Linked DNA regions of Homo sapiens: region 2 is linked to region 1. Evidence: read pairs that join two places in POLR2A ChIA-PET (ENCODE). Cell type or tissue: PC-3. All regions are shown on one strand. Links, peaks and the distances in the headings refer to the core of each region. The heading gives the core; the rest is flanking DNA. Region 1 has its middle 97 kb from the start of CBLB. Region 2 has its middle 250 kb from the start of CBLB.

The links. Peaks named below come from ENCODE experiments on the same cell type or tissue, not always from the same donor. Only the 100,000 strongest peaks of a DNase experiment are listed, where the experiment ranks them.
Region 2: POLR2A ChIA-PET joins it to region 1 with 5 read pairs; 1 of 35 experiments calls an interaction of 5 or more read pairs at or near these places.

The regions. Positions count from the first base shown.
Region 1 is chr3:105,958,464-105,974,128 of GRCh38, forward strand. No RefSeq gene overlaps it. Among named protein-coding and RNA genes, the nearest start is that of CBLB, 97 kb to the left of the region's middle. In PC-3, for the core only: no CTCF peak of the experiment used is centred there; a DNase peak (open chromatin) is centred at 8,868; H3K27ac peaks cover 1,743 bases.
Region 2 is chr3:106,113,847-106,129,511 of GRCh38, forward strand. No RefSeq gene overlaps it. Among named protein-coding and RNA genes, the nearest start is that of CBLB, 250 kb to the left of the region's middle. In PC-3, for the core only: a CTCF peak has its summit at 8,228; DNase peaks (open chromatin) are centred at 6,685 and 7,865; H3K27ac peaks cover 2,653 bases.

The DNA of each region.
Region 1 (15,665 bases), core at 6,688-10,687:
CACCATCTTGCTGTGCATCCTCACGTAGCCTTTCCTGTGTGCTCTCCAGGAGCATCTCTTGCTCTTCTTATAAAGATGCCAGTCCTATGGGATTAACTCCCCACCTTTGTGAACTCACTTAACCTATAATACTTCTTTACTGTATCTCAAATACAGTCACGTTGGAGTAGGGCTTCAATATATGAGTTTTGAGGGAACACAATTCAGTCCATATAACAAAAGGCTTTTGCATAAGGAAGTGAGGAGGAGTCTGAGAAAGCAGTCTGACAGCTGGGGACTAAGAAAGTGCCTGCCTGGGTGAGGGAAGCCCACAGCAGATGGGCATATTGGTGCTAGGAACCTCAGGAGAAGGTTGGTAAATCTCCTACCACCTGTGCTTATTTCCCCAGACTTTCAAATCTAAGCAGCTGCTGTTTATCATTTCTCCCTCCTCTCATCTGGCAAAAAAACTTGACAAAAGGCACAGGCTGTTCACCCTGAGCGTTCTTTAAGGACGCAGTTTCCCCTGCCTAGCAACACAGAAATACCTGGGGAGAATGTTGTAATTGTAGACCTTGGAGACCTACTTCAGACCTACTGAGTCAGAATGTCTAGGGTTGGGGCCCCAAAAGTAGAAGCCAAACCAAGTATCTGAGGTGTTATTACACACAGAAAAGTTCCAGAACCACTGAAGAGTTTTGGACAAATCACTATCTTGCTATGTTACATAGTTTTAATTGTAGTTGCCTTCCTGCCTGCCTTGCTTTCTTCCTTCTTTCTTTCCTTCCTTCTTTCTTCTGTTTGTTCCTTCATTTTTTTCCCACTTAAAGTCTCCAGTAAGGACTTTAAAATAATATGTGTATTTTATAGAAAAATCAAGTTAATATTCTATTTATTAATGTATCTACAGTAGCTGTCAGAGTATAAAAAAATGAATCCTTTGTAGCAGCTTGGGGTGAGGCGAAAAGCATGTCAGAGAAGGGTTACAGATCATAGGATTTCTGAATGGAAAAAGCAAACCAAAACATGATTAGAGTAAGGCAGCGTTGTGGTCAGAAGATGCTGGTCTCACCATCAGTTAAGAGTATGCAGTTCCGGCTGGGCGCGGTGACTCACGCCTGTAATCCCAGTACTTTGGGAGGCCGAGGCGGGTAAATCAAAGGTCAGGAGTTTGAGACCAGCCTAGCCAATATGGTGAAACCCAGTCTCTACTAAAAATACAAAAATTAGTTGGGCGTGGTGGCGGGCGCCTGTAATTCCAGTTACTTGGGAGGCTGAGTCAGGAGAATCGCTTGAACCCGGGAGGCGGTGGTTGCCGTGAGCCGAGATCATGCCACTGCACTCCAGCCTGGGCGACAGAGCGAGATGCAGTTCCTTTATTGAAAACAGTATGGAAAGCTTGGAAAGGAAAAATGAAACAAAAATGTATAAGGTACCTTCCGCTTTTCTCTCTCTCTCTCTTTTTTTCTTCTAGTTCCTGTTTGTGTTTAGAAGCCCTGAGGCAGAAGAGTTCCTCTGTGGAGGAAGTAGCCTCCAGCTTGTGCATTTGCAAGACTTCAGCTTGTTGATAAGGGCTCCTTATCCTCAGGAGGGTTGGATGAGTTACTTAGAAGGAACATTTTTTTTTTTTTTTTTTTTGCCTCCCAAGCCCTAGGGCTGGTAGTATCAAGCATCACAGATAAACAAGTAATACTTTTCATCCAGGAAGATAAATTTCGGTTTAGAAAAGTAGTCTAATCAGTTCAAACCGAGTCACTGTGATTACTAGAATTCCTAGATATCATGTTTGATTTAAAAATAGCTTTTCTGACACACCCTTCCAATCTTATGTTATTGCAAAATTGCATTATTGCAAAAAGGCTTTCTGATATATGGATTTATCCAAGCCCCTTAAGCATAATTTGGAAATGGGATGAGGCAGGAGTGGAGGCAATATCTCCTGCTCTTTTGTTGGCCCAGAAAAAAATAGAATTTCAAGTGATTTGGCTATCTGAGGGAGCTTCTCTTTGCCCTGTCACCTAGCTCTCATGACCTCAATCCCACTCATTAATTGCAGCCCAAGCAGCCTGTCTGAAAGCTGTCAGCTTAGGGTTTATCCCAGGGGATTCGTTACAAAGAATCAAAGATCGTGCATAACTAGCTAAGACTAAACTCCAGGCAAACCATAATTACACAGCTGGGGTCCAGAGAGAATTATGCATATGGACACATTGCCCCAGGTCTTCCAGACTTCCCAAGTCATCAATGCAGGGGATTCCAGTGGTTCCGTCATTCAGGGTATGACCTTCAGTCGGGTTGTTTCTCTGCACTAATTTTCTCCCAAAGACGATGTGTCCAATATGTTGCCTTTTGAGTAATCTTCCTAAATAATTCTTTTGATTAATGGACTTCTTCTTGTCTAGAAATGGAATTCCTAACATCATTTCAGGCATCTCTGACTCTAAAAATGTACGTCACAGACCAGTGGTGTCAGCAACACTTGGGGAATTGTTAGAAATGCAAATTCTTATACCTCATTCCAGGCCTACCAAATAAAAATGTCAGAGAGTGGAGCCCATTGATCTGTGTTTTAACACATCTTCAGGTGATTCATACCTGCTAAAGTTTCAGAAGCACTGATCTAAACCCTAACAACCCACCTATCTGAACTTACCATATTCCATTTCCTCTCCGCTTATAAATTTGACCATAGTTACCTAAATTATCTCTATATTTTGTTATCCCTTCATCTGTTTATGGCACTTCTTTTGAGGACTAAATTCTTATTTATTTATTTTTATTATTTATTTTTTCGAGAGGGAGTTTCGCTTTGTCGCCCAGGCTGGAGTGCAGTGGCGCGATCTCAGCTCATGGCAAGCTCCGCCTCCCGGGTTCAGGCCATTCTCCTGCCTCAGCCTCCTGAGTAGCTGGGACTACAGGAGCCAGCAAGCCTGGCTAATTTTTTTTGTATTTTTAGTAGAGACGGGGTTTCACCGTGTTAGCCAGGATGGTCTCGATCTCCTCACCTCATGATCTGCCCGCCTCGTCTTCCCAAAGTGCTGGGAATACAGGCATGAGCCACCGCGCCCTGCCATTTTTTTTTTATCTTGCCCAAATTCCTGTCTAAGAGGTTTGAGGAGTCATGTCCTACAAACCATAAATTATCATCAGATGGGTTTTATGTAACCCCATATATCGTGATTTACTTTCCAACCTGACTCTGTCATAACATACCAGACAAGGAAGAAAATAAAAATATTTTACCTCAAAACATGTTTCTTTGCCATATCTTGAAATGGCCCTGCAAAGCTATCCTTTGTGGGGGAAAATTTGCATCTGTAAAGAATCTCTATTAATATAGAGATCTTTTTTTTTTCAGGTCCTTCCACTTCTAAAGAGATTAACTAGGAGTCTAGCACCTTTTAAAGATCTGAATAGAAAACATTTGTCATCTATTGTCTCTAAGGGCAGCCACTATAAGACCTTGGTCTCCACAATCTTTTGTCTTAACCTGAATATTTCCCAAGTCTTCTATCATTCCAGGTCTTCAGATGAACTCAACCAATGTCAACCAGAAATGTTTAAATTTACCTATGACCTGGAAGCCCCACCACCGCTTCTAGTTGTCCTGCCTTTCTGAACCAAACCAATGTATTTGATTGATGTCTCATGCCTCCCTAAAATATATAAAACCAAGCTGCGCCCTGACCACCTTGGGCACATGTTCTCAGGACCTCCTGAGGGCTGTGTCATGGGCCATGGTCACTCATATTTGGCTCAGAATAAATGTCTTCAAATATTTTACAAAGTTTGACTCTTCCTTGACATTTTTGACTGGAATATTCTTTTTTTTTTTTTTTTTTTTTTGAGACGTAGTCTCTGTCGTCAGGCTGAAGTGCATTGGTGCGATCTCGGCTTACTGCAACTATTGCCTCCTGGGTTCCAGTGATTCTCCTGCCTCAGCCTCCCAAGTAGCTGGGACTACAGGCACACCACCATGCCCGGCTAATTTTTGTATTTTTAGTAGAGATGGGGTTTCACTGTGTTGGCCAGGATGGTCTCCATCTCTTGACCTCGTGATCTGCCCACCTCGGCCTCCCTAAGTGTTGGGTTTACAGGCGTGAGCCACCGCACCCATTCTTGACTGGAATATTCTTAAAGGCCCAGCTCAAATATTATTCTTTTCTCTCCAGGTATTGTTTTTTTAACCTCTGCACTATTGACATTTGGAGCCGGAAATGATTTGGTTTTTCTTTGTTTGCTTATTTATTTTTAGAGACAGGATCTGACTGTCACCCGGGCTGGAATGCAGTGGCATGATTGTAGCTCACTGCAGCCTTGAACTTCTGAGCTTAAGTGATCTTCCTGCCTCAGCTTCGTGAGTTAACTGGGACTACAAATGCACACCACCATGCCTGTCTAATTGAGATAATTTGTCACTGTGGGCAGCTATCTATGCATTCTTAAGTAGTAACCCCCTGTTGTGACTATCAAAAATGTATCCAGACATTACCAAATAACAACTAGGGGAAAAAAATCTCCCTTGGTTAGGAACCACCGGTTTACCCAGTCATTCTATCATTTACTCCATATCCCAAAGCCAGACTAAATTTCTCCATTCTCTGTGCTTCTAGAGAAATTGGGCTTTATTCTTTTGCTAAATCAGATTCAGAGAGTTGTATATTTTAAATAAATAAAAAAGGGTTTACACACACACACATATACATACATAGAACTTCATCTTTTGTAATGCCACTTATGTCACTTATTCATTAATGCAAAAAACTAATCATTTACCATCCTTCAGGTGTCACATAACCTGGCATACTTGGTTTCCTAGAGCAGAAAGATTAGAGTGGGAGTAGTTAGGAGCTGTTCTTCAACCTTCCTGGAATATGAGATAGACACCGGAAGTGGGAATTAACCCATGATATGACTGGGAGATAAAATCCAGTTAAGTGGGCAGAATAAGGTGGCTGGGGCACAGGGCATGGGACAATGGGATGGTGTGTCAACATTGAGGGTGTTTTATGTGTCAACATTGAGGATGTTTTTGCATAAGATTAACATTTAAACAGAAGACTGTCCTCCATAGTGTGGGTGGGCCTCATTCAATCAATTGAAGGACTAAATAGAACAAGCAGAAGGAATTTCTTCAGCCAACTGCCTGGAAGTGCACCTTTGGCTTTCTTGCACCTCTAGCCTACTGGCCCACACTGCAGATTCTGGAATTGCCAGCCTCCAAAATCATGGGAGCCAATTCTTTGTAATAAATCTGTATTTCTTTATATACATATACACATCCTATTGGTTGTTTCTATGAAGAACGCTGACTAGTACAGAAATCTGTCGAAAGTTGGTAGTTGAAGCTGGCAGAAAGCATCAAAGGGTCCAATACAGAAGAATAAGGTTTTATTGAACGTCTTGGGGGACATAGCCATAGAGAGTCCAGAAAGAGGAGGCATTTAGAAATTCAGACAGTTAATTGACATCAGTGTAGTCTTTTAGCAGGTAGGAATGCCTCCAACCCTCTTTTATGGATAAAGAAACTGGCAAATGAGGTATGAGCCCAAAGACTTGCCAGGATAGTAACTTGGATCAGGAAACACATGATGGATTGAAGCTTAGATTCCTAAAGAACAAGTTAGATAATGAATAAAGAAACTTTTTATTACATGATATTGGATATGTCATAGTTGTTATAAGAACCGGTAAGCAGTAATTCTAATAGTGACTTTTGCAGATTGAACACTGGAGTCAGAAAATCAGAGCAGCTGTTCATACCTGTCTGCATAGTACATGATGATTTATCAGTGATAACCCTAACCTATTACTTTTGAGAGGAGACAGTAATTAGCTGCTAACTTGTTGTTGTTCCTGAAAATGTCCTTGTAATTTGTAAAATCCCAACCGATAAAGCTCTCCTTTTTCTGGGAAAACAGAAAACTCACATATTTATTTGTTCAAAGCATTTTCTACAATTAATGTATTCTAATTTTTGACTTACGAGGGAAAAAATCCATCTCTATATCATAGCCTAAAATATTATCAAAGATCACTGTTAAATATCATAAAACTCAATTATAATTAGACATATTGAGCTCAATAACAATATTGCTCTCTTGACTACTTTGAACTATTAACAATATATTTCTGAAGTAGTTATCTTATTTGTAATGAGAAATTATTTCCAGCTTCACACTGCTTTCTTTGTCTACAATAACAATGACAGAATACCAACAAATACCACTATTTGTTGCTACCACTCTATGCGCTACCACTTTCCTTTTTCTCCACCTATTTAGTCATTTTTCTCTTTAGTTGGGGAATGTTATAACAATCACTCTTCCCTGTTGTCACAGAATTTTAAAAACTTGTCCCCAGACTGAAAAAAACAAGCAAAAAGATTTTGAAAGAATGATAAAAATACAGATTCCTGGGCCATACCTTCAAGATTCTGATTCAGGAAATCTGGAATGGGCCTAGGATTTGCCTTTTCACCCAACATGTTAGGTAACTCTGATGCAGAAGATTTAAGAACCATGGCTTGAGAATCATTAGTGTAAGCAGTAGTCCCTGTTCCTAATATACTGTTACTAATATACTAACAATATGCAGCAGACAAAACATCAAACATTTTGGTATAAACATACTGTAGGTAGAGAACATAACTACAAAGGGAAAAGCAACTGGTTTTTACCACTGACTTGACTCTCTTTTTCTCCCTACTCCTTTAAAACCCTTCTGTTTCTCTTTTTCCTTTCTTTCACAGACTCCTCAAAGTTATAGCTGTTTGAGAAGACTTAAAATACCTAGCAGAAAGACTCCACCACTTCAATTCTTTTGAATTATTACTTTTATTAAGTTTGGGTACCAAAACTGATACTAAAATATAACTTCAAATTATTAATTAAAACAACAGATAAAATATTTAATTTTCAAAAAAAGGCAATTCATATACTCATTTTTCAACCTGCTTGATGCTATTCAAGGAAGATTTGTATATTACTGCTCCACAAATTTAACATCGTAAGTTTAATGTGTGGGAGGAGCACATTTCAGTGTGTAAGCCAGAATGATTACTTGTAGGAAAAGAGGAAGAAGATTCCTGAAAACTCCATGCTCCTAATGTGAGCATGGTACCAGGCCAAAGAACGCATAACACTTCCAAGAAAAACAATTAGCAGCAGGCAAAGCCAGAAAAGCATTAGCAATGGAAAAATCACAAACACGAAGACACAGACAGTAGATTGAGAAATTTTCAGGGCAGTGTATGCCTACATAATAATATATTTAGATACATTGAGTACTCCAAAGCAAAATAATTAGTTCACTGGGCTTAAGAGGAGATGGTAGGCACTACTGAGAGACAGGACTAGCTGGATTTCCTAGGCTGACTAAGAATTCCTAAGCCTAGCTGGGGAAGGTGACCGCATCCACCTTTAAACATGGAGCTTGTAACTCAGCTCACACCCGACTAATCAGGGAGTAAAGAGAGCTCACTAAAATATAAATTAGGCTAAAAGCAGGAGGTAAAGAAATAGTCAATCATCTATCACCTGAGAGCACAGAGGGAGGGACAATTATCCGGATATAAACCCAGGCATTCGAGCTGGCAGTGGCAACCCACTTCGGGTCCCCTCCCATTGTATAGGAGCTCTGTTTTCACTCTATTAAATCTTGCAACTGCGCACTCTTCTGGTCCGTGTTTGTTCCACTTCCAGGTGAGCTTTTGCTCGCCGTCAACCACTGCCGATCGCTGCCGTAGCAGACCTGCCACTGACTTCCACCCTTCCAGATCCGGCAGGGTGTCTGCTGCACTTCTGATCCAGTGAGTTGCCCATTGCCGCTCTGGATCAGGCTAGAGGCTCGCCATTGTTCCTGCATGGCTAAGTGCCCGGGTTCATCCTAATTGAGCTGAACACTAGTCGCTGGGTTCCACGGTTCTCTTTCATGACCCACGGCTTCTAATAGAGCTGTAACACTCACCGCATGGCCCAAGATTACATTCCTTGGAATCCGTGAGGCCAAGAACCCCAGGTCAAAGAATAAAAGTCTTGCTGCCATCTCGGGAGCGGCCTGCCACCATCTCGGGAGTGGCCTGCCACCATCTTGGGAGCTCTAAGAACGAAGACCGACCAGTAGCAGTACTAGGAGAGAGACAATGTTAGTTTTTAAGAACAATAAAGATAGTCTGTGTATTAGTTTGCTAGGGCTGCTGTAGCAAGGTGTAACGCACTGGTGGCTTAACCAACCGAAGTGAATTTTCTCATGGTCCTAGGGACTAGAAGTCTCAGATAAAGGTGATGGCAGGTTTTTTTTTCCCCCTGCCTCTGAGGCCTTTCCTCGTGGCTTGCAGATGGCTGTCTTCTGTGTCTTCACAGTGTCTTTCCTCTGTACTTGTCTGTGTTCAAATTTCCTCGTTTTATAAGGATACAAGTCATATTGGACTGTGGTTCACTCGAATGGTCTTATTTTAATTTAATTACTCCTTGAAAAACCCTATTCCCAAATATGGTTACATTCTGAGGTACTAGTGTTAGGACTTCAACATATACATTTTGGGGGGACATAATTCAGTCCACAACAGTCTGTCACAAAGGTGTGTCTTCTAGTATCACCAAAATACGCACTAGCTAGGTAAAGATAGCCTTGAAACTCGAGTCTTTCGTGAATTGTGAATTCTTTCACTTCAGTTTTAGAATATCAAAATTCCTGTCAGAGTTATTCCAGTTGCAGCTTTCTCCCACTCCATCCTGCTCCTGTCACTTTGTCCAACAGAAATCTTGGCATAATAGAAGTTTGGCTCCCACAGACAGGCAACAGGGCAGGAACAGCACATAAGACTTAATTTACTGTAGCCAAGCATTTAGACAGCCCAGCAATGCCGGAAGATTGATTTATTGCCAACAAACTCACAGAAGTGCCATAGTGATGACTTGTTTTATAGGGCATGATAAAAGTTCATGGTTATGTACACTGTGCTATCCACTGTCAGTGGGGGGGTAGAAGGAAGGATAATAGATACCATTTGGTCCTCTGCAAAGAAGTCTGGAGATTCACCAAGCCCTTCTAATGTGCTAAGTAATGTGTTAAGCCTCTTAAACACACAAATACCTCGTTTAATCCAAGCAATAGACTTCTAAAGTTGATAGGTTGTTATTACCATTTTACAGATTTGTAAAGTCAAGGTTTAGTAACTTGCCCAGAGGCATCTAGATTTTAAAAACAGCTTTATTAAAGTGACAGACAATAAGGTGCACATATTCAAAATGTGCAATCTGATACATTTTGACATGTGTATACATCTGTAAACCACCAACACAATCAAGGTATTGAACTTATCCATCACCCTCCAAAGTTCCGGCATGTGTCTAACCCCTCCTTCCTGCAATCCCCTCTCTCAACACACATATCCCCAGGCAGTCACTGATCTGTGCTCTATCACTGTACATTGACATGCATGCCCTGGAATTTTATTTTGATTCAACTTTATTTCCCTTGTTGTCTTACTGCCTATAGCAGGGCAAAAGTAGGGCTTACCTTGTTCAACTTCTGTCTTTTGTAGCCTGATGTCAGTGTCTTGAAGAACATTTACTTCACATGTTTTGTCTGGTTTTAATGATTGTTTCAGGTAGGAGACTCAATCTAGTCCCTGTTACTCTATCTTGACTGAGAGCTTCTGACTACCTGTTATATAGATTTTAAGTGACAAAGTGGAGCTGGAAGCCAAGTCTCTCCTGTCTACTACCATATACTGACAGTCACGATCAGAACAAAGGGGCCTGGACCCCCATTTCAATGTCCCTCAGCCTGACACCACCTTTCTGTGATTTTTATTTCCCAAAATACTGTCCCTTGGAGTTTATTACTGCCCTCTATATAAATTCATATGTCAGCATACAGTATTCTTTTTCTCTATCCTCTATTTAAGACCAGTCTTGGTTATACGTTGGGTGTGATTAGTAATTAAGTGAGAAATTGCTAGAAAATAATGTCATTTTGTGACTCTCTTAAGGGTCCAATTAGACTGGGAAAAATAGTGAAACTGCAAAAAATCAAATAAAATAAATAAAAATAATTAAAAAGTTAGCTGGGTGTGGTGGCACACACATATAGTCCCAGCTACTTGAGAGGCTGAGGCAAGAGGATCACTTGATCCCAGGAGTTAGAGGCTGCAGTGAATGTAACTAAAAATTTTATTAATTATTCAAAAAATGTTCTAAAGAAGAAAACTATGTTAGAAATTGGTTAAACATTATTTAATCAAACACACACACTGACTGCAAAAATATCTGTAAAAAATGAAATTTATTATGTAAACATTAGAAATATGTCTTAAATTCAGGTATAATTTTTATCTGACGGACTTGAGAATTTATATTTTATGGTTCATTACAATGGTTGCCATTCACAGATGCAAAAACACAACTTATCCCCTCTAAGAGGAAAACTCACATATTAAGAATCTTCTCATTGTTTGATTTCCAAATACCCATGTACATGAGTATTTTTTTAAATGGCAAGCTTCTCTATTTCTACAGAAACTCAAACAACAGGTACCTCTGAGCCCAGGCTACCATCTGTAGTCACACATGGATTTTTACATGTTCATAGAGCTGAAAAGCATTTAACGAAACCTCTTTTATTAAGGCAGTGAGGAGGCCACAGATAAGTTGTGTTTTATGGCCTTCATTGTTACTGATTCCTTTGCAAAAGTTGTTAATGACTTATTTTTGAACATACATATCTTTGGCTGGGTGTGGTGGCTCATGTCTGTAATCCCAGCACTTTGGGAGGCCGAGGCAGGTGGAAGATCAGGTCAGGAGTTTGAGACCAGCCTGGCCAATATGGTGATACCCTGTCTCTACTAAAAATACAAAAATTAGCCGGGCGTGGTGGCGTGCACCTGTAGTCCCAGCTACTTGGGAGGCTGAGGCAGAAGAATCGCTTGGACCCAGGAGATGGAGGTTGCAGTGAACTGAGATCATGTCACTGCACTCCAGCTTGGGTGACAGAGTGAGACTCTCCAAAAAAAAAAAGAAAGAAAAAGAAAATACTTATCTTTGGGCTGGGCGCAGTGGCTCACGCCTGTAATCCCAGCACTTTGGGAGGCTGAGGTGGGCAGATCACTTGAGGTCGGGAGTTTGAGACCAGCCTGACCAACATGGAGAAACCCTGTCTCTACTAAAAATACAAAATTAGCTGGGTGTGGTGGTGCGTGCCGGTAATCCCAGCCAATTGGGAGGCTGAGGCAGGGGAATCACTTGAAACCAGGAGGTGGAGGTTGCATTGAGCCGAGATTGTACCATTGCACTCTAGCCTGGGCAACAAGAGCGAAACTCCAATTTATTTTAGAAAAAAAAAAAAGAAAATACATATTTTTTCTATTAGAGTAATTGAAGCTGTTAGTTTGAGAAAAAAAATAAAAAAACAAGAAAAGTATGAGGCAAACTAAAAAGGCAACTACAGAGCCACAGGACAGATGCGTTGTGAAAATGTTTGGTAATATAAGTTAGAACATAGTTCAAGCCTCTGTTGGTCACGTACTGGTTTATAATATTAGACAGTGACTATGCCTCTTTTAACCTTGAGATTGATAAAAGGATGAAATAAGGTAATAGATATGAAGGCACTTTGGAAACTGTTAACCATGATAGACAGAGTAATTAAAACATTTTTCGACCTGATGTATTTTAAATTTCATTAAGTCAGAGAATGTCTAATTAACCACTGTATCCCCAGCATTATCAAGAGTGCCGACCTATGGTCACTTCTCAATATATATTTTTTGAATGAAGGAATAAATACATGGTTGCACAAATCTCATCTCTTGCCATTCCCTACCTCTCATGTTCAAGCCCAGCCACACATATCAATTTGCCAGTTCTGAGCCTTATCTCATTTTTTTCTGACTTTGGCCCCCTTGCACATAGTATCTTCTGTGCCTGAGTGCTCCCACTACCTTCATTGGCTGGCTGACACCCTCTTTCAAACTCAGCCCAGGTGTCAACCCCTTCAGGGAGCTTTCTTTTACTGTCCACCAACTGAGACTTGCACTTCCCTCACTCCACTGCACTCACATTCTGATGCAACTCTGCCACTGGGTTTCACAATGCTCACTTCTGCCCCAGGCACGTTCACTCTTTTGTTTCTCTGCCAAGCCTTAAGCTTCCAGAGAATAGACTTTTAGACTTGCATCTTAAAAGGCTACATATGGTGTGTGGCATTTAGACAATGGCCAATTCAAAACCATAATAATAAATAATTATTGAATAAACAAACTCCTTGATGGCTGGAATAATCTATTTGACATCTTTAACATCTACTAAGTTTGGTGCAGCTCTAAATAAGAGACACTAAGTTAATATTAAATAGCTAATTCATTATTCATTTATTTTACTTAATACTTGTGAATAGCTTCCTATTCTATTCCCCACTTTGTGTAGCTTTCTTCTTTTTATTATACTTATGCATCATAAAAATCTTGTACTAGTCCATTCTCATGCTGCTATAAGGACATACCTGAGACTGGGTAATTTATCAGGGAAAGAGGTGTAATTGACTCACAGTTCCATAGGGAGGGGTGGCCTCAGGAAACTTACAAACACGGTGGAAGGGGAAGCAAACATGTCCTTCTTCACAAGGCAGCAGGAGGGAGAAGAATGAGAGCAGAGTGAAGGGGGAAGCCCCTTTTAAAACCATCAAATCTCGTGAGAACTTACTATCACAAGAATAGCACAGGGAAAACTGCCCCCTTGATTCAATTACCTACCATTGAGGCCCTCCCATGACATGTGCAGATTATGGGAACTGCAATTTAAGATGAGATTTGAGTGGGGACACAGCCAAATCATATCATTCTGCCTGGTCCCTCCCAAATCTCAGGTCCTCACATTTCAAAACACAGTCATGCCCTTCCAACAGTCTCCCAAAGTCTAAACTCATTCCAGCATTAACTCAAAAGTCCAAGTCCAAAGTCTCCTTTGGGACAAGGCAAGTCCCTTCCACCTATGAGCCTGTTAAATCAAAAGCAAGTTAGTTACTTCCTAGATACAGTGGAGGTACAGACAGTGGGTAAATACATCAATTCCAAATGGGAGAAATTGGCCAAAACAAAGGGGCTACAGACCCCATGCAAGTTTGAAATCCAATGAGGCAGTATTTAAATCTTAAACCTTCAAAATAATCTCCTTTGACTCCATGTCTCATATCCAGGTCACACTGATGCAATAGGTGGGTTCTTATGGGCCTTTGATACCTCTGCCCCTGTGTCTTTGCAGGTATAGCCCTCCTCCCAGCTGCTTTCATGGGTGGACATTGAGTGTCTGCAGCTTTTCCAAGTGCACAGTGCAAGCTGTCGGTAGAACTAACATTCCAGGGACGAGAGAATGGTGGCCCTCTTCTTGCAGCTCCACTAGGCAGTGCTCCAGTGGGGATTCTGTGTGGGGGCTCCAACCCCACTTTTATGCTCTGCTTCCTCTTGAATGCTGTGCCTTTTAGACTTTTTTTTTCCTTCCCCACCAGATGCCCTAAATCATCTCTCTCAAGTTCAAAATTCCACAGATCTCTAGGGAAGGGGCAAAATGCCACCAGTCTCTTTGCTTAAGCATAATAAGAATCACCTTTATTTCAGTTGCCAACAAGTTCCTAATCTTCACCTGAGACCACCACAGCGTGGACCTTATTGTCCATATCACTATCAGCATTTTGGTCAAAACCATTCAAGGAGTCTCTAGGAAGTTCCAAACTTTCCTGCATTTTTCTATCTTCTGAGCCCTCCACACTTCCAACCTCTGCCTGTTACCCAGTTCCAAAGTTGCTTCCACATTTTTGGGTATCTTTACAGCAACACCCCACTTCTGGTACCAATTTACTGTATTAGTTCATTCTCACACTGCTATAAGGATATACCTGAGAGTGGGTAATTTATAAAAGAAACAGGTTTAATTGACTCACAATTCCAGAGGACTAGGGAATCCTCAGGAAACTTACAAACAAGGCAGAAGGGGAAACAAACATGTCCTTCTTTACAAGGCAGTAGAAGGGAGAATAATGACAGCCAAACAAAGGGGGAGGCTCCTTATAAAACCACCAAATCTTGTAAGAACTTACTGTCATGAAAATAGCATGGGGGAAACCACCCCCATGATTTCAATTACCTCCCACTGAGTACCTCCCAAAACATGTGGGGATTATGGGAACTACAATTCAAGATGAGATATGAGTGGGGACACAGCCAAACCATATCAGATCTCTATACAAGGGAAATATTCTGCAGGATGAGAAATGCCAAGGAATAAAAAATGAAACTAGTAGTAATGTAGATATTTATGTCCTTAACAATTTTTCTATTTTAAAAGGCTCAAAGAAATATTAAAGATAGGTAGACATTTCAAGTGCACTTTTACATCTCATTTTACCTGAAAATACACTTTTCCTAAAAGTCAGTAATTTAAATACAAACTGCTAGAAGTGCCCATCCTTTTTATATCCATATATATATATATATATTTTAAGGCAGTTCTTAGTGTTCTGTATCAGTCTTCATATTGTCTTCCTTTCCATTTGAAAAAAAATAGTAATACACTTGGTTTGTGATGTTTTAACTCTAAATTTATAGCTTACATTTTACTTATGGCAATGGTATATGTGTGACATATATATGAGATATATATATAATGTATATTGTATATATTATATATGTAATATTTTAAGTTACTTGCAACTTCAGGATAAATGATTTTCTTTGCAAGGATATTTGAAATCGGCCAGGCACGGTGGCTCACGCCTGTAATCCCAGCACTTTGGGAGGCCAAAGCGGTGGATCACGAGGTCAGGAGATCGAGACCATCCTGGCTAACACAGTGAAACACCGTCTCTACTAAAAATACAAAAAACATTAGCAAGGCTTGGTGGCGGGCGTCTGTAGTCCCAGGCACTCAGGAGGCTGAGGCAGGAGAATGGCCTGAACCCGGGAGGTGGAGCTTGCAGTGAGCTGAGATCGCACCACTGTGCTCCAGCGTGGGCGACAGAGCGAGACTCCATCTCAAAAAAAAAAAAAGAAGAATATTTGAAACCTACAGAAAACAGATATTGAAAAAGCATGTTAATGAGGAAGTATTTCTTCCTTTGTGATACATTTGTAATATGTATTGTAATTATTGTCTTCCCTAAGTTTGCCAAGACGATTGTAAAAAGTTCCAAAAATCTGAAGGGTAGCCAAATAGTATCTTCAGTTCTAGCCTCTGACAGTCTGTGTAAATTTAGTGACAATTTAAAATGGCTAAGAATATCTAGCATTCACTGCTTGAAAACAAAATCTGTTAATACAATTTTCAGTTCTTAGATGTTTCACTAGATGTGTTTGACATTCTTTGGCAAAACAGGAAAATTAATTGCTTTTAATGTAGGTGAAAGGATACAGAATAGCATACATATAAGATTAACAATGTAGAGATCTAATGTACAACATGAGGACCACAATTAATAAAATTATAATTTATTGAGGATTTTTGTTAAATAAGTAGACTTCATCTACTCTTGTCACCAAAAAAGTAATTATGTGAAACTATAGTTATGTTACTCTTTCACTATAGTAACCATTTTACTATTTATATGTATCCTCTGACTTCATGTTGTAAACCTCAAATACACACAATACAATTTATTTGAAAAAAAGCAATTAATTGCTTTAAGAACTATAG
Region 2 (15,665 bases), core at 5,127-9,126, 150 kb after region 1:
GTGTTTTGTTTTTTAAAATTTGCTAAAAATACAAAATGGTGAGGACATGGCTTGTCAGCTAGAAGGGACTGAGCTTAACAGCTGTCAGTATGTCGAAAAAATCTGGATTCTGTAGACATGAGCTGACTTAAAAACAACAGAACATTAATAATCATAGACTGAATTAATAGAATTGTGGTATCCAGATAAAAGAAGTTAAAAGACTGTTAATCAAAGAAGACTCTCAAATATTTCTCTGCCAAGGCATACTTAAATATGAACATGAATATAGTCTGAATTTCACTCAATATAAGATAAATTAAAATTAGGGTTATATTAAAATATATTCTCTTTTGAAATGACCAAGATTAAAGAGTCTGATGTCATAATGTATCAGTGAGGAAATGGGTGAAATATATATTTTTGATAGTTGTTTACATTTCTAACAGTTTGGAGGATAACAATTTGGCATCTATCAAGTTTGTAAATATGCCTACTCATTGTGGTCAACTGTGCTGGGAAATATTTTAAATATTTGCTTCCATCCCTATGGGGAGATAAGGATATATCCATACCCAATTGATTTGAGCCTTGACCACATGCCTTTCTTTGTGAATAGAAGCAACATGTATTATTATTTCCAAGGAGAAACTTTAAGTACCCTCACACAGTTAGTCACGTTCTCTTTTCCTTCTACCAAAAACCTAGCATGTCCTAGAGGATTACTCCTTTAATCCAAGCCAAAGTAGCCTGCAATAGACATGTAACATGAGTGAGAGAGCAATCTTTAATGTTATAAGCTACCAAGAGTTTGACATCATTTGTTATTATGGAATAGTTTAGTGTAATCTGGTTGATGTAAGCTATAGCATTTAACTCAGTGGTTCTACTTGTTTAAATTTATCCTGTAGCTATACTCAGGACTATATAAAATGGTATACATACATGGATATCTGTTACTATATTATATGTAATAATAAACTATTACAACCACCCTAAATGCTCATCAGTATGGAAGTGGCCAAATAAAATATAATGCAGTCATATAAAAATATTCTGAAGTTGCAAAAATATTATGCAGTTTCTTTCTATTCACAAAGAAAGTCATGTGGTTAAGGCTGACATCAATGGGGTGTGGATATATAATTATCTCCCCATAGGGATGGAAGCAAATATTTAAAATATTTCTCAGCACAGTTGACCACAATGAGTAGGCATATTTATGAATTTGATAGAGGCCAAATTGTCCTCCCCAAAACTGTTAGAAATGTAAACAACTATCAATTTTATGTATTAATATGGGTTGATCTCAAACATGTATTTACAGTTATGTAAATAAGAAGGCAAATATAAAATATTTATGTGTTTATACATAGACTTTCTCTGAAATGAGATAGGAACTTGACTCTGTGTAAGAGAAATGGATGACCAATAAGTAAGTTTGAAAGGGTGTTTTTTTAATTGTGTACCCTTTTGTACCTTTGGAATTTTGAATGTATATGAATTTACGTTACATATTTAAAAGAAAAACAAAATGTTAATTACCAAAAGAAGATATAACATTTGATTAGACCATATATGAATTTTGGAGTTCTTCACTCTCTAATAATTTTAGATTGATTTTATAATCAATCCTGCCTCTATCACTTTGCTGAATATATCACTTGTCCATTCTACCTACTAAATAACTCTAACCATTTCTTATGTTCAATCTCACTATATAGCTTTTTTTCCCAGTGTAGCCCACTTGGATTTTTATGCCTTCTCTGAATTACAGTAAACACAGTTGGTGCCCTGCCTAGAACTACTTACTGAGTTGGTGTGCCCATATTGCAGCTACTGTAAGTGTTGCAATGATTAACATCTGAATTCTTCTCTGGAGAATTGTCCTTGGCCAATGGGAAATCTTTTACCCTGAAATGTCTGGGAAGTTATGGAACTGCCCGGAGGACGCTTATAGCTAGAGCTAACTGAATCAAGGGTAAACAATCTTGTGCATCAAGATGGAACAACTTTGTGGTGCCATTTGCACTCCAGAGCTCCCAATGAGATCATGACTGAAAATCAAATATTTGTTCAGTTTATTCTTCCCCATGATCCTGATTTCTTTATTTCCTCACAGATTTCCCCAATTGTGTTCATCTTGTCAGCCCACGGGACACTGTATTTACCAACTTAGTACACTGCGTGTGTGTGTGTGTGTGTGTGTGTGTGTGTGTGTGCGTGTCTATGTCTGTGTGTGTAGTGGGCCAACATTATTGTCAGTTGTGGTCAGTAGTGGCTCTCCTTTGTAAGTTGGGCTTTTTATCACAGATCTAAGATTCTTAGCAATGAGAATGATGGAATCCTAGACTAGCAGAGGCCAAGTAACAGTACTTAACTTTGAAAAGTCATATTGTATTTACTCATATTTTTGTTTACCATGCACTTTCTTTCTTCTTCATGCTCCAAATTTCTTTCCTTTATTGTTTCTATTCTGTTTAGGAAATTTCCTTCAGCCATTCTTTTAGTGCAGGTCTGCTGGCCACAAGTTCCTCAGTTTTCCTTCATCCTAGAGGTTTCCTCTTTATTCCTAAAGGATATTTTCACGGGATAAAGAATTCTGGGATGACTTTTTTTTTCTTTCAACACTTGAAAAATATTGTGACACTTCCCTCTGACCTCCAAGGTTTCTGATGAGAAACCTGATATTCAAATTAGTTTTCCCTTTCCCTTTTAGATATGGTGATGGTTTTTCTGTACGCTTTTACAGATTTTTTGTTCGTTTGTTTGTTTCTTTGTTTTTGAGACAGAGTCTCGCCCTATCGTCCAGGCTGGAGTGCAGTGGCACGATCTCTTCTCACTGCAACCTCCACCTCCCAGCTTCAAGTGATTCTCCTGCTTCAGCCTCACAAGTAGCTGGGATTACAGGCATGCACCACCAGACCCAGTTAATTTGTGTATTTTTAGTAGAGATGGGGTTTCACCATGTTAGCCAGTCTGGTATCAAGCTCCTGACCTCAAGTGATCAGCCCGTGTTGGCTTTCCAAAGTGCTGGTGAAATGGGAAAATTTCCCTTATTCCCCTCACAGGGCATGCAATGGGAGTGTGGCTCACTTCTTTGGTGCCCCACTGCTCAAACACCTAGGGGGAACATGCAGATGGGCAGGTTTGTGTGGCTCCAACCCCACACCAGCATCTATTGTTGAGTGTTTACAGTTCCTGAAGCCCTAGTGTGTGTGTGTTACAGTGTGCTCTTTTAGCTTAGCCATCTGCAGGTGGCTTGTGTTAATCAGCTCAATGAGACCCTCTGCCTTGTCACAAGGACAGAGGGCTTTCTGTATCCTGGGTTCCTGCCTTGGTGTACTAGAAAAATCAGATTACACATGGGCTTGGAGAATGAGTGTAAGGTTTTATTGAGTGGAGGTAGCTGTCAGCAGATGGATGGGGAGCCAGAAGGGGAGGCAGTGGGAAAGTGGTCTTCCCCTGGAGTCTGGCTGCCCCTAACCGGCTTCCTCGTTGTCCCACGGTAGATGGCCTGCTGGCATCTGTTGGTGTCTGACTGTATGCTCTACCACTCCTCTACTCCTCTCAACGTTCACCGCCTATGTGCTCTTTTGCTGGTGTGTTCCTCTTGATGTCCAGACAATTGTGTGCATGCCCGCTAGGGTCTCAGGATTTTTATAGGCACAGAATGGGAGGCGTGGCAGGCCAGAGTGGTCTTGGAAAATGCAATTTTGGGTGTGGAAACAGGAGTGCCTATCCTCACCTAGATTCTTGGGTATAGGCTGGAGGGTGGAGCCCTCACCAGGGACCACACCCTTTTCTACTCAGCACTTCCCTGCCCCCATCCTGTATGACTGGGATTACAGGCATGAGCCCAGTCCTGTTTTTCGTGTTTTATTTTAGTTTTCAGAAGCTTGGTAATGATGTGTCTTGGCATAGATATCTGTGGGGTTATCATAGTTGGTGTTTGCTTAACGTCTTGAATCTATAGGTGTATGTCTCATCAAATTTGGGAAGTTTTCAATATTTATTATTTTGTTTGTTTTATTTTGATTTTTTGAGGTAGGGTCTACTCCGTATCCCAGACTGTAGTGCAGTGGCATAATCACAGCTCACTGCAACCTCAAACTCCTGAGCTCAAGCAATCCTCTGACCTCAGCCTCTTGAGTAGCTGGGACTACAGATGCATGCCACCATATCCAACTAATTTTTTGTTTCTGTTTTTGTAGAGATGGGGTCTCACTATATTTCTCAGGTTTGTCTCAAACTCCTGGGCTCAAGCAACCTTCTCGCCTTGGCCTCTGGTATTACAGGCATGAGCCACCATGCCAGGTCCATTATTTCTTTAAATATTTTTTCAGCCCCACATTTTCTCCCCTCTCTTTTCAATTTTTCAGATGACACAAATGTTAATTCATGTATTATAATCCTATATGTCATTGAGGCATTTTTTGTTTGGTTGGTTGGTTTGGCTTGTTTTCTTTCGGTCTATTTTCTCGCTATTCTTCTATATTCCAGTTCACTGACTGTTTTTTTCTGCCCCTCTATCCTGCTACTGAGCCTATCCACCAAGTATTTTATTTTTTGTGTTGTATTTTTCAGTTCTAAAATTTCCATTTTGTTCTTCTTTATTTTTTCTTTGTCTTTGTTGAGGCTTTCAATTTCTTTGCTGATAATTTCTAGTTTTCAGTTTATTTCAAACATGTTCATCATTGCTTTTAAAACAAACATGTTGTGACTGCTTCAAAATCTTTGTCAAATAATTCTAACATCTCTGTTATCTTGATGCTAGCATGTTCATTCTGGCTTTTAATATGAGTTATTTTTTATCAAAATGTGCACTTTTAAAATGTTAAGACACAGAATCTCATTTTAACCTTCTGCTGTCACTGGATTTCTCCAATAGCACTCCAGAGTCTGTCTCTTTACTACCGAGTGGAAGTAAAAGTCCAGGTTCCCTACTCAAGTCTCCACTGCCACCTGAGATGGGGAAACCCTCTTTACTACTAGGTGGATATGGGAGTTTCAGCCCCCCGCTTGTATATTTTCCAGTGACACCATGCATCATGTACAGGTGTCCTTGTTACTAACAGGTGATGTTGAAAGTCCTGACTGTCCCCTGGACCTCCTCTACTAATACCCAAGGGAGGAATGGGAGAAGCACCTCATTGCTGCTGCACTGGGGTGGAAGCCCAGGCTTACCATGTGTTCTCCATTGACACTGGGATGGGAGCTGGGCTCACTAATACTGACGGGGGTCATGAAGGTCTCATCTCTCTACTTGGTCTTCTCTGATACCACTCTGTTGGGGCTGTGGGCACACCTTTTTATAGGCAGGAGAGAATGGAGTCAGAATTACCCATTTAGACTTTGCTGACATGGAGGATAGGACCAGTTTTTTTTTCTGTGTTATTTGACTAGGATAGAGCAGTTATTGTCTGAGAAATTGTCCATATTTCTTGTGTGCCCCAAGGTTTTTAGTACTCTTAGTGGGAGGAATAGGGAAATGTTCATCTATTTCCTCTTCCTGGAAGCAGTCTCAAGACTTGAAAGACAAAAACAAAAACAAACAAACAAAAAAATGGAAACAATTCTTCACTGATTTAGGACTCATGCTCCCCCATTCAGTCAAATCCAAATTCTATATTGTATTTCATTCTAGAAACAGAAATCTCCCCACTCCTTTTCATTCCTAAAGGTTTAAAAATAAATCCTCTAGGCTTTTTCCATCCCTCAAGCTGATTTTTCTTACTCTGACATTAATAAATGCTTTCATCAAATGGCACTTGATCAGATGGTTTGTGTGACCTGATAGGGTGACACAGAACCTCTTTTCAAACTGACAGAGTATTCAAAGGCTTTACTCTTTCCAGAAGTAAAGCTGCTTTGTAAATGCCAGATTCTTTTAAAATTGTGTTCCTTGCAACTGCATGTATTATTCATCTGACTGAAGTATCCCACACTGTCAAGGGGGAAAATTGCAAGAAATCCATCTTTGAGCTTTCCTTTGATGCTGTGAGAAGATTCAGAATGAGTGGACTGGAAGATGATTGTATTTTTCCTTTACCTTTTGGTTAAACTGATGATATCTGCCGCATGCTTTATATCACCATGTGACATGTCTCCCAGGAGGATGACCCTGAGAGTTTGAGTCACCCAAGAAAAAAGAAGTAAGTCATGAGATCCAAGTGTCACTGAGGAGTTACCCATGCTGACAAACAGCTACACACATTTCTGTAGCTCTGCCCATAATGCTTTTTGAATGGGGCACCAAGCAACTTACTTGATAAAGTAGTAATAGCAGCAGACGCTGCAAAGTGCCTAGATATGTTCTTCCTAGTACACAATTTACAAGGCCAGGTCTTAAATGAGATAGAATGATACAAAGGTAAGACTGGAAAAGCCTTTACTGGTCATGAATCATAACCTCTTTACCTATCCTGCCATTCTACAGGTGAGAAGACCAGGAAGTTTCAGTGACTTGCCCAGTGGCAAATAATGGCAAAACTAAGACTTACGTCCAGATTTCTAGTTTTAAGCCCTTGTTCTTTCATACACACCATACGGTCACATAAAATGACTTTTAAAATGCTGGCCGACTATTCTAAAGTAGACAGAAAATTATCAAACTACCATAGAAGTGCAATCTATGTGACCTTTGGGAACTGATTCCCATAAGCCAAGAGTGTGATGACTAAGGCATTCAAAAACACGGAGGAGCTGCAGGAAATGGGCTGTGATTCATTTAGTGGGTCCCTGTGACAATCTATTCCCAAGTTGTCTTTATGGTCAGCTAGAAAGTGAGCCAAACCTGGACCCCTCTGCGGTCTCTACAAATCATAGAGTACAGCACAATTTACCCTTCCAAAGTGGGTCCTAGTTGAGCAATAGTTTAGAATTCCTTTCTGATTCAATTTTGGAGAATGACCTCTAACTGACCTAAATTCTCCTGAAGCCTAAAATTGTATGTAGTTTCCATCTTCTTTTGCTACCCTAAATTATGAAGCTCTTCTGCACAGCTGTTTAAAAAGTTGGATTCTATACAGAGTTATCAGGGACTATTTGTACATTAAATGGGTTTTTTTATGTTTAAATATAACCGGCATGCATATGAAGGGTTCAATATCTGTTTATGAGTTCATACAATCAAAACATGTTTTATGAAATGTATTTGATGTTAAATGCCACTTTGTATAAGTGTGTTATTATTTGCCATCAGAAAAAAAGGATGTAAAAATGCCATATGGAAGCAAGAGACTAAATTTTTTTTATAATTATATTTTACTTAATCCCCAAATCGGGGCACCTGGTAAGTAAATATTAATACGTGCAACCTGGACCCCCAAAAGATCCAGATCTCATGATTGTCAGAAACTTGGGGAAACTAAGTTCTCTTAAGAAGATCTATTAGTTCCTCAAAGTCCTTATTGTGGAAATGATTAGAATTCTCTTAATTTTTTCCCTGAGTATTTTTTGAAACTTTTACATCTATTAGACCTTGGTTTTTGCAAATATTTGACAATCTTTCAAATCTAATAGCACATAAAAAGCAATAAACAAACATAGGTTGAATAAGTGAGGAAAGCAGGAGTTTATCTGGTAGACAATAAGAGGGCCAGTGGGGGGCCTTAATATAAGTTTGTTGGGGGACATTTATCCATAGGTAGTTCTTGCATCTGCCTATTTTCTGAACAAAGGTATTGATAGCTTTGTTCCTTATTGTCTTTTCAAGGATGTTTGTATGGTAAATAGCCTTGGAAAAGAGAGAGTGTATGTGTCTCTGTCTAGGGCAGAGGGAAGATTTGTTTTCTCTCCAAGATAATAAAGATAATGTTTCCCTCCAGGATAAAAGTTGGGCAGGTTGACTAGCTGGTCTTTCGGGAGATTGAGATTTTCTTAACCTAGGATTCCTAAGGTGTGACACGTATTTACTATGTGTACAGCATTTCCTCGAGCCATTCTGCATTACCCCCTGGGACTTTGGAGGCAAGGGGGACTAATGGGAACATATAATTATGCCCTCTGTCTCTGACCCAAGGGTCTCATGCCATCTACTAGTATCTATGAAACTGTGGCAAGCTAACATACTAGCTTGAAAGCAGAGTAAAACCTCAGACTTTTCATAGTTCTTATTTACAGGTGATACTAACATTCAAATGCTACATTTCCACATCTTACCTATGAGACCTACCTTAGCAATCTAAACTGAGTGCTTCTATAAGGAGCCACAATAGCTAGAAAAAGAAACAGGATTAAAAATGATGAAGGTGCTCTACCTCCTGGTCAACTATGGTAATATTTCAATTTAAGACCCTGTCCTATATTTCACACTTTCATCAAGGCCATATATAAATGTTAGAGTGACACTGATGGTGATCTTGAAAGGGAATGAGAGAGACATTTCCCATATAAATGTTGCCATGGGCACAACAATTCTATTCTCTGCTTTCCTAAACTCTGGGTGTTCTTTCAGTGGCTTCCAGCACCCATTGACATTTCCTGTCCAGAACTATAATTTTATCTTGCCATTCTGGCTCTTTTGTCATAAATGTTAAAACTTTTCTGAATACAGTTAGTAAGATATATCAAAGAACGTTAATTTATAGGTTAAAATCTAAGCTCAAAAACACCAAGCCCTATTTTGCCTTTCCTGGTATTAGAAGATGGGGAACTTCTCTGTTTCTTACAATAATACAGATTTGATTGTAAGGATAAATGCACAGGAGCAGTTGGATACAGATATATAATTGAAATGAATAAGTTACTTAGAGAAAATGCTTGAACTATGCTGTCGATAGGCTAGCCACTAGTCATGTATGGCTACAGAGTACTTGAAATGTGGCTACTCCAAATTGTCATGTTGTAAGTGTAAAGACACTGATTTTGAAGACCGATTACCAAACAAAATGTAAATACTCATTAATATATTTTTATATTGATTTCATGTTGAAATGATAATACTTTAGATATGTTGGGTTAAATAAAATACAATATTAAAATGATTTTTGTTTCTTTTTTACCTTTTTTTCATGGCTACTAGAAAACTTAAAAATTATATATATGATTTTTTTTGTATTCTATTTCTATTGGACGCTGCTGTGCTGGACTATTCCTTGCCATCTACCTTAGTGATATAAACTGAGTGGGGCTATAAGAAATCTTAGGGCTGATCCAATAGTTATAAACTAAATCATGTCAACTGTTAAACAATTGATGAAAGACTTAAATCACTTGAGGACTTTCAAATAGAGTGCAGTTTCTTTAGGGCAAAGGTCATTATATTAATAGATTGTCATAACTTTCCTTTTCCCTACTGACGATTAGTATCTCACTTAGCTTAATAATTTTTGTGAGTTGAATGAATAATAAGAAACTCCAGGAAAAAGAAAACCTACAAGTGTGGCGTTTTGGAATATGAGGAGATTGTACATATTAATTCCAAACAGGATGCCTGCATATTCTATTACTTCTCTTAGCCGTCATTTGTAGTCTTCATTTCAGACAGCAGCCTTACGGTGCAATTTATCTATCCATAGATCTTTCTGGTTTTTTTTTAAGAAATCTAAGCTGGGAATGCTTGTTTTTTCTCATGCATATTCACTTCTTTTAGAACACATAGGATAGTAATGGGGGTTAATTAAAGTGAGAATCACTTGTGCACAGATAAGTAAGTTAATAGATTCATAAGCAAAAAAAAAATTTTTTTTCTTAAGATTGTGACCTTATAAAGTCATTCAATAAGTTTTTGTGTGTAGGGACATAGAAAGTCCTAACAGATAGGACAAAGAAGCAGTTTCCATGACGCCCTTGTGCTATCTTCATATCTTGCTTTATCTGCTTGTGGGAAATTCTACCAGTGAACAGGGAGAGATGTTCCCAAAATGTAAGATCCATGGCCATTAGCACTCATGTATGTTGTGGCAGAAATTAATGGCTGGCATATGAGAGGCAGGGGTAAAGAAAGCAGCAGTATTCTAAGATCTATAAAGCATATTTGGTGTGTTCTTTGTTAGGTTTAATCAATAGTGATGCTGGTAAATGAAGGATAATTAACACATAGCAGTTATGTTATAAATACTAATATAAACTTACTTTGTGATAAGCCATTTATATTATATGGTTTTTAAAGATACCTAAGAGGAGAGATGTTATCCCTTTTTTTATAATTAAAAATAGCCTAACTTTGAGAGAGAGGTTAAGTGTCGTGCCTAGAGATAGGCTATGATCTGAGTGTTTTTATTTCCCCCCAAATTCATATGTTGAAATCCTCACTCCCAAGTTTATAGTATCAGGAGATGGGACTTTGGGCGGGGGTGGTGGTGGTGATTAGGTCATAAAAGAAATTAGTTGCTTTATCAAAGAGGCAGGAGAGATATTCCTTGCTTATTCCCCTGTGTGAGGACACAGTAAGAAGGCACTGTCTACAAGCAAGAAAGCTGGCCCCCGCCAGACAATGAATGGTGCCTTGATCTTGGACTTCCCAGCTTCCAGAACTGTGGGAAATAAATTATTGTTGTTAATAAGTCACCCAGTCTGTAGTATTTTGTTATAGCAGTCCACTGGACTAAGACAGGACATAATGCTTCTCAGGAAAAGAGTCAAAATTCGAAACCATGTCTAGGCTAACTCCAAAGTCCCTGCTTTCTATTAAACACATTCCACCTCCTCTCCAATGTAACAATGGCATTATTATAATAATAATAATGATAGAGGAAAAACACAAATAGTGTCCACTGCATTATCCTTACAATTACCTGTTGTTTCTGCCTTCCTCCATTTCTCCTTCTCTTCCTCCCTCCCTCGCTTCTCCTGATCCTCTTCCCCATCTCCTACTCTGGCTTTTACTATTTCTCACTCTCCCTTTCCTCTCCTTCTCCCCCTAATAATTCTCCCTTTCTTTTTCTAGTTTCATTCATTTTTCCTTCCCTCTTTTCCAGCTTTTACTACCTAAGCTGCAGTCCTCTCAACACCCTCTGGGAACCTTGAGTTGTGATAAAGTCTGGTTGCTAAAGCAATGCAAATGGCTATTGCAATAACTCAAGAGGCCAATATAGCCCCAAATTTCCTTAGACTTGAAGATAATTTTTCCACAAAATACTACAGATGTTCTATTAGCATAGAATCCTAGAATGGCAGAGCTGGAAGGGAACTTGGAACTTACCTAGCCTGATACCTACATGAAATACCAAACTGAACTCTAGCTCCGGGAAGCTAAGAGGCTGCCCCCAGGGGACCAAGCTGGTTAGTGAAAAAGCCAGAACCAGGATCTAGGAATTCTTATTTTAGTTTCTAGGAAGGTGCATGAAAAATTAAGTAGAAATGTGAAAATGCAAATCTATTGACTAGCATTAAGTGAGGCTTATAAAAGTGAAGTTTGTTTCCTTGTTCCATACAGATGTTGAGATGATACATGAAATAATGTGTGTAAAAGTGCTCAGTGCTCTTAGAAAGGCCTGATTTAAATGTGAGGTAATACGTACGTATTGCCTAAAAATTAAAGAATGACCTTTCATAGACTTAAGCCAACCCGAAGGAGTTGTTGGACTATAAACCCTTTAATGCTGTTTAACCTAGGTGACAAGACTTCTCTTTATATGTAATACATGGCTATTGAATGGATGCCAAGTAGATGTCTGTTTTACCACTGTTTCTGTTCAGCAGAAAAACTTTCTCTGGGTAAGTATATAATGTAGTGCCTGAACAGCTGCAGATGCAGTAGATGGATTCCAATTTTTCTCTGCCTCTATCTGATTCCCCAGCTGATCCTAAAAGAAAATTTATTGCTGGAGTCTAATTTGACTCACAGTTAGGTCTCGTCTCTCCTATCCAATGTGTGCTTTGGTTGAGGGAGGTAGCTCATTTTAGAGGAAAGACGTCTGTGCTGAGTGGCAAAACCTTAATCCTATATGAAGTTGTGATTCTAATTAGCCAAATAATTTGTACAAAATATGTAACCATTTGCTTCATTTTATCATCTGTAAAATGCAGGTAATATTGGCATTGATCTCCAAAAATAAGTAGTAACTGAGATGATGTGGATGTTATAATTTACTCAGAATCTGACACATTGTGAGGCTCTAAAAATATTAGTTATTAGTTTTTTGTTTGCATGAAACTTTGTTTCAGGTGTTAGGATTTAGACTGTCAATATTTCTGTCTTTTAATAAGCAGCTTCAGAAAATTGTGTTTATCACTCAGATCAAAGCTCTGTGAACTGGAATTGCATTTCAGAAGAACAGATTGATGCCCCACACATGAGATATCTTTCCCCAACAGGCCAAAATGTTTTACAGATTGGATGTTTGGCACAGAACAGCATTCTGAAATAAAACTCCTATTGTTTTTCTCTTTCTTCTTATAAAAGTTTTTAAAGGGAATTGCAATCTTGGTTATTTATTTGCTTCCATGGAGAGAAAGAAAAAGAGCACATCTGTTTGCAATAGTGAATTGAAAGGTCTAAAAATAAATATGCTTTAAAGAAAAGAAACAAAACTTTGTTGGCATTCTAAATCCAATCGGCACAAGGAAAATGTTTTTTCTAGAGAAGATTGGCTTCCTTTAAAAAAGAAAGAGAGAGCAAATAATGTAGAATTATACAGTTCTAGTGAAGTGGTTCACCACATAAAAATGTATTTTTTTTTACTCATAAATAGTTTTAAATGTGACGTAATATCTTAACATTTACATTTTAATTCTGAATATACCCTGTGCCTGTCATTTTCCCTAAAAAGGGACTGGTGAGATATAAAAATGATTCCTTTACTCTGATAATCTGGAATTAGAAAGTAAAATGTCAAAGGACAAATATCTATAGTTTGTGTTGGCTCTAGTCTTGGAAAATTCGGTTGCTTTCTACAGTGAAAAGTGCTTTACTTAGATACACATTTTAGATTGTGTTGCCACCTTTTCATCACTTTATATGGAACGTAAAAGCCATCCATTGTAAAATAGGCTTAGAAATACTATTCTGACTATAACCATTTCACAGAGAAGGGAACCATCATGCCAAATGACCTACAGGGCAGTTTTCTCTTGGGAAGCCTAGATCAACTAAGGTTAGGGAGTGGAAGTGGTAGGGGAGAAATTAGGGTTGATGAATAAAGGGGAGCTTAGAGGAAATGGAATAGAAAACAAATGGGATCGATAGAGATGGAAGGGCTGCTGGGGTATCTTGAAAGACAAACACTGGCTGCTCAAAAGCAGCTGAGCCAGAAAATCCTTGCAAATGGGCCGCTAAAAGGCATTTGTCCCAGCGAAGAGAAGGAGGTCCAGGAAAGAGAGATAAGGGTTAAGAAGCATTTCTAGAGATGAGAGCATAGGCTTGCTAGTTAAAATCATCCTAAAGAAGGGAGGATGTGCACAGGAATATTAGTGAAGTGCTTGGCGTCCTTGGTGAGCCCAGAAAGTTAAATACTCTTTTACCTGGGTCAAAGCATATCTCAAGTGATAAATTGGAAATAAATCTAAATAAGTGATTAATATATTAAACAATTGAATACTTCAATGTAGTTGTAACCTGCGAGTTTAATATTCAGTATTTGCTCTAGAAATGGCATTTTTAGTAAAGTAATGTACAGGATAAAATACCAGGAAAATAAGTGAGAATATTGAACCCTTGTGTGGTTGACCTGCCTAAGTTAGCCCTTCCATGTTACCTATCTAGAAATGGGTAAACGCATTACATGTAATGTATATTGCATATATAAGTGGCTGCCCTCATCTTGTAATAGGGCACATTAGTCTGTCCCTGAGGAAATCTTATAAATAACTCTTAGCATTTCCTGATATTCCAAGCCTTTCCACCTTTTCCTCCAGGCAAAATTTACTGGTGTCACATTTCCTTGAGCTTGCAATATCATAAACAAGACATTTAAAAATACTATTTGGAGTAGGTCAGTGCCCTCAAGGCCATGGAGAAACTTATATATTTTAATAGAGTCCTTAGAAAATATGAAGGTCCTCTGTAATGGTGGCATAACCTGAAACAGTCTCTAAAATACATCTTCTGTTAACTCTTTAGTTTTTCATATCATTATGATTTGGACATTAAAAATGTCTGTTCAAGTAATCACTCAGAGTTTCCCATATTTGCCATCTGTACCTTCTTACCTCATTTATACACTCCATCCTAGTCTGATCAGCTATCTCACGCCATCCAAACTGCTCTTAGAAGGTCATCTGGGTTTCATATTTTCATTCCTTCTTTTAACTTGCCAACTTGTCAGTATTTGCCACAATTTTGGTTTAAAAGGCCTTATCCTTTTGATTCTGGGAAGCACTCTCTGTTTTGCTTCTACCTCCTTTGCTTCCTTCTCAATCTCTTTTGGAAGACCTTCCTCTTAAACCCGATGAGCAAGTATTTGAATTCTTCAGGACTCTATATTATCACCTTTCTTGTGTCTCTCCACATTTCCCTCCCAGATGCTCTCAGCCACTTATGGCTTCATTCATGATGATATATTTACATCTTCAACCAAGACTCCTCTTCTGAGCTTCTAACAAGTATATGCAACTATTAATTTAACAAATCTACTCCAATTAAATGGTATAAAGGTACTCTCAAGATTTTCACTTTTGATTCCCTCTTCAATGAATAGCACCAGTGCTTGCCCACTTTCTCATGTCAGAAACCTGGGCACCAGCTTTGTGGCCTCTTTCTTCTTAATATCTGCTCAATCACCTAAGCTTGTTAAGAATCTTCCAATGTATATCTTCCCTAACACAAGCTACCAACACATCTCATCCTGGTTTCCTTCAAAAGTCTCCTAAATGATATATGTTTACCTATTTACCTGCTTCCAGTCTATTCTCCAGATAGTTATTAGAATAATTGTTTATTTTAAAAAGACTAATCTAATCTTATCACTCCACCACTTAACACTTTTATATATCTCCCCATGACTCTTAGATTAAATTCTATTGGACTTTTATAAAACTAACAGTCCTTACCCTGGTCCTAAAGTCTTATATGACCTTTTCCTTGTTTATCTCTTAGGCCGCATATCCTAAAAATCTCCCACTTTCTCACTAGTGCTTCATTCTTCAGGACTAACTTTTGGTTGTTTAGCTGTCTGAGTTCTTCTTGCACTGGAATAATGACTCAATTTAAAGCTTTTTCTCCCATCCATTTGCTCTTAACTTGGCACATTCTTCATCATTCTTTTGCATTAATTTTAGCTATAACTTCCTCAGAGAAACTGTACTGTTCATCTATACCAATTTAAGGCTATCATGTTTTATCTTTCAGTATATCTAATACATAATTAGCTTCATAGTTTATATAACAAACTGAAATAATTAACTGTGTAACAATGTGTTTAATTTTTGTGTCCCTCACTGAAATCTGAACAGAGTTTGATCTAGATCTTTCTTATTCACTACTCTATCCCTAATACTTTATCTCCCTATATTTCCACTGTATTTACAATACTGTATTTTCACTACATTTAGTATCATGCCTTTCTGCAGGTCTCAATACATAGCTTTTGAATAAATAAATGAATGTAAAAATGGATGAATGAATGAATGAGTAAAATTATCATCATGATACTTAAAAAAATGGTGGTCTAAATGTTTCAAAACACAAAAGCCTTGTAGTTATACCAAGTATGAATAACCAGTGTTAAAGAATTATGTTCATTGTATTGTTGTTTGATTACCTCTAAGGTCAAAACAAAGCTTTTGATACCAACTAAAGTGTA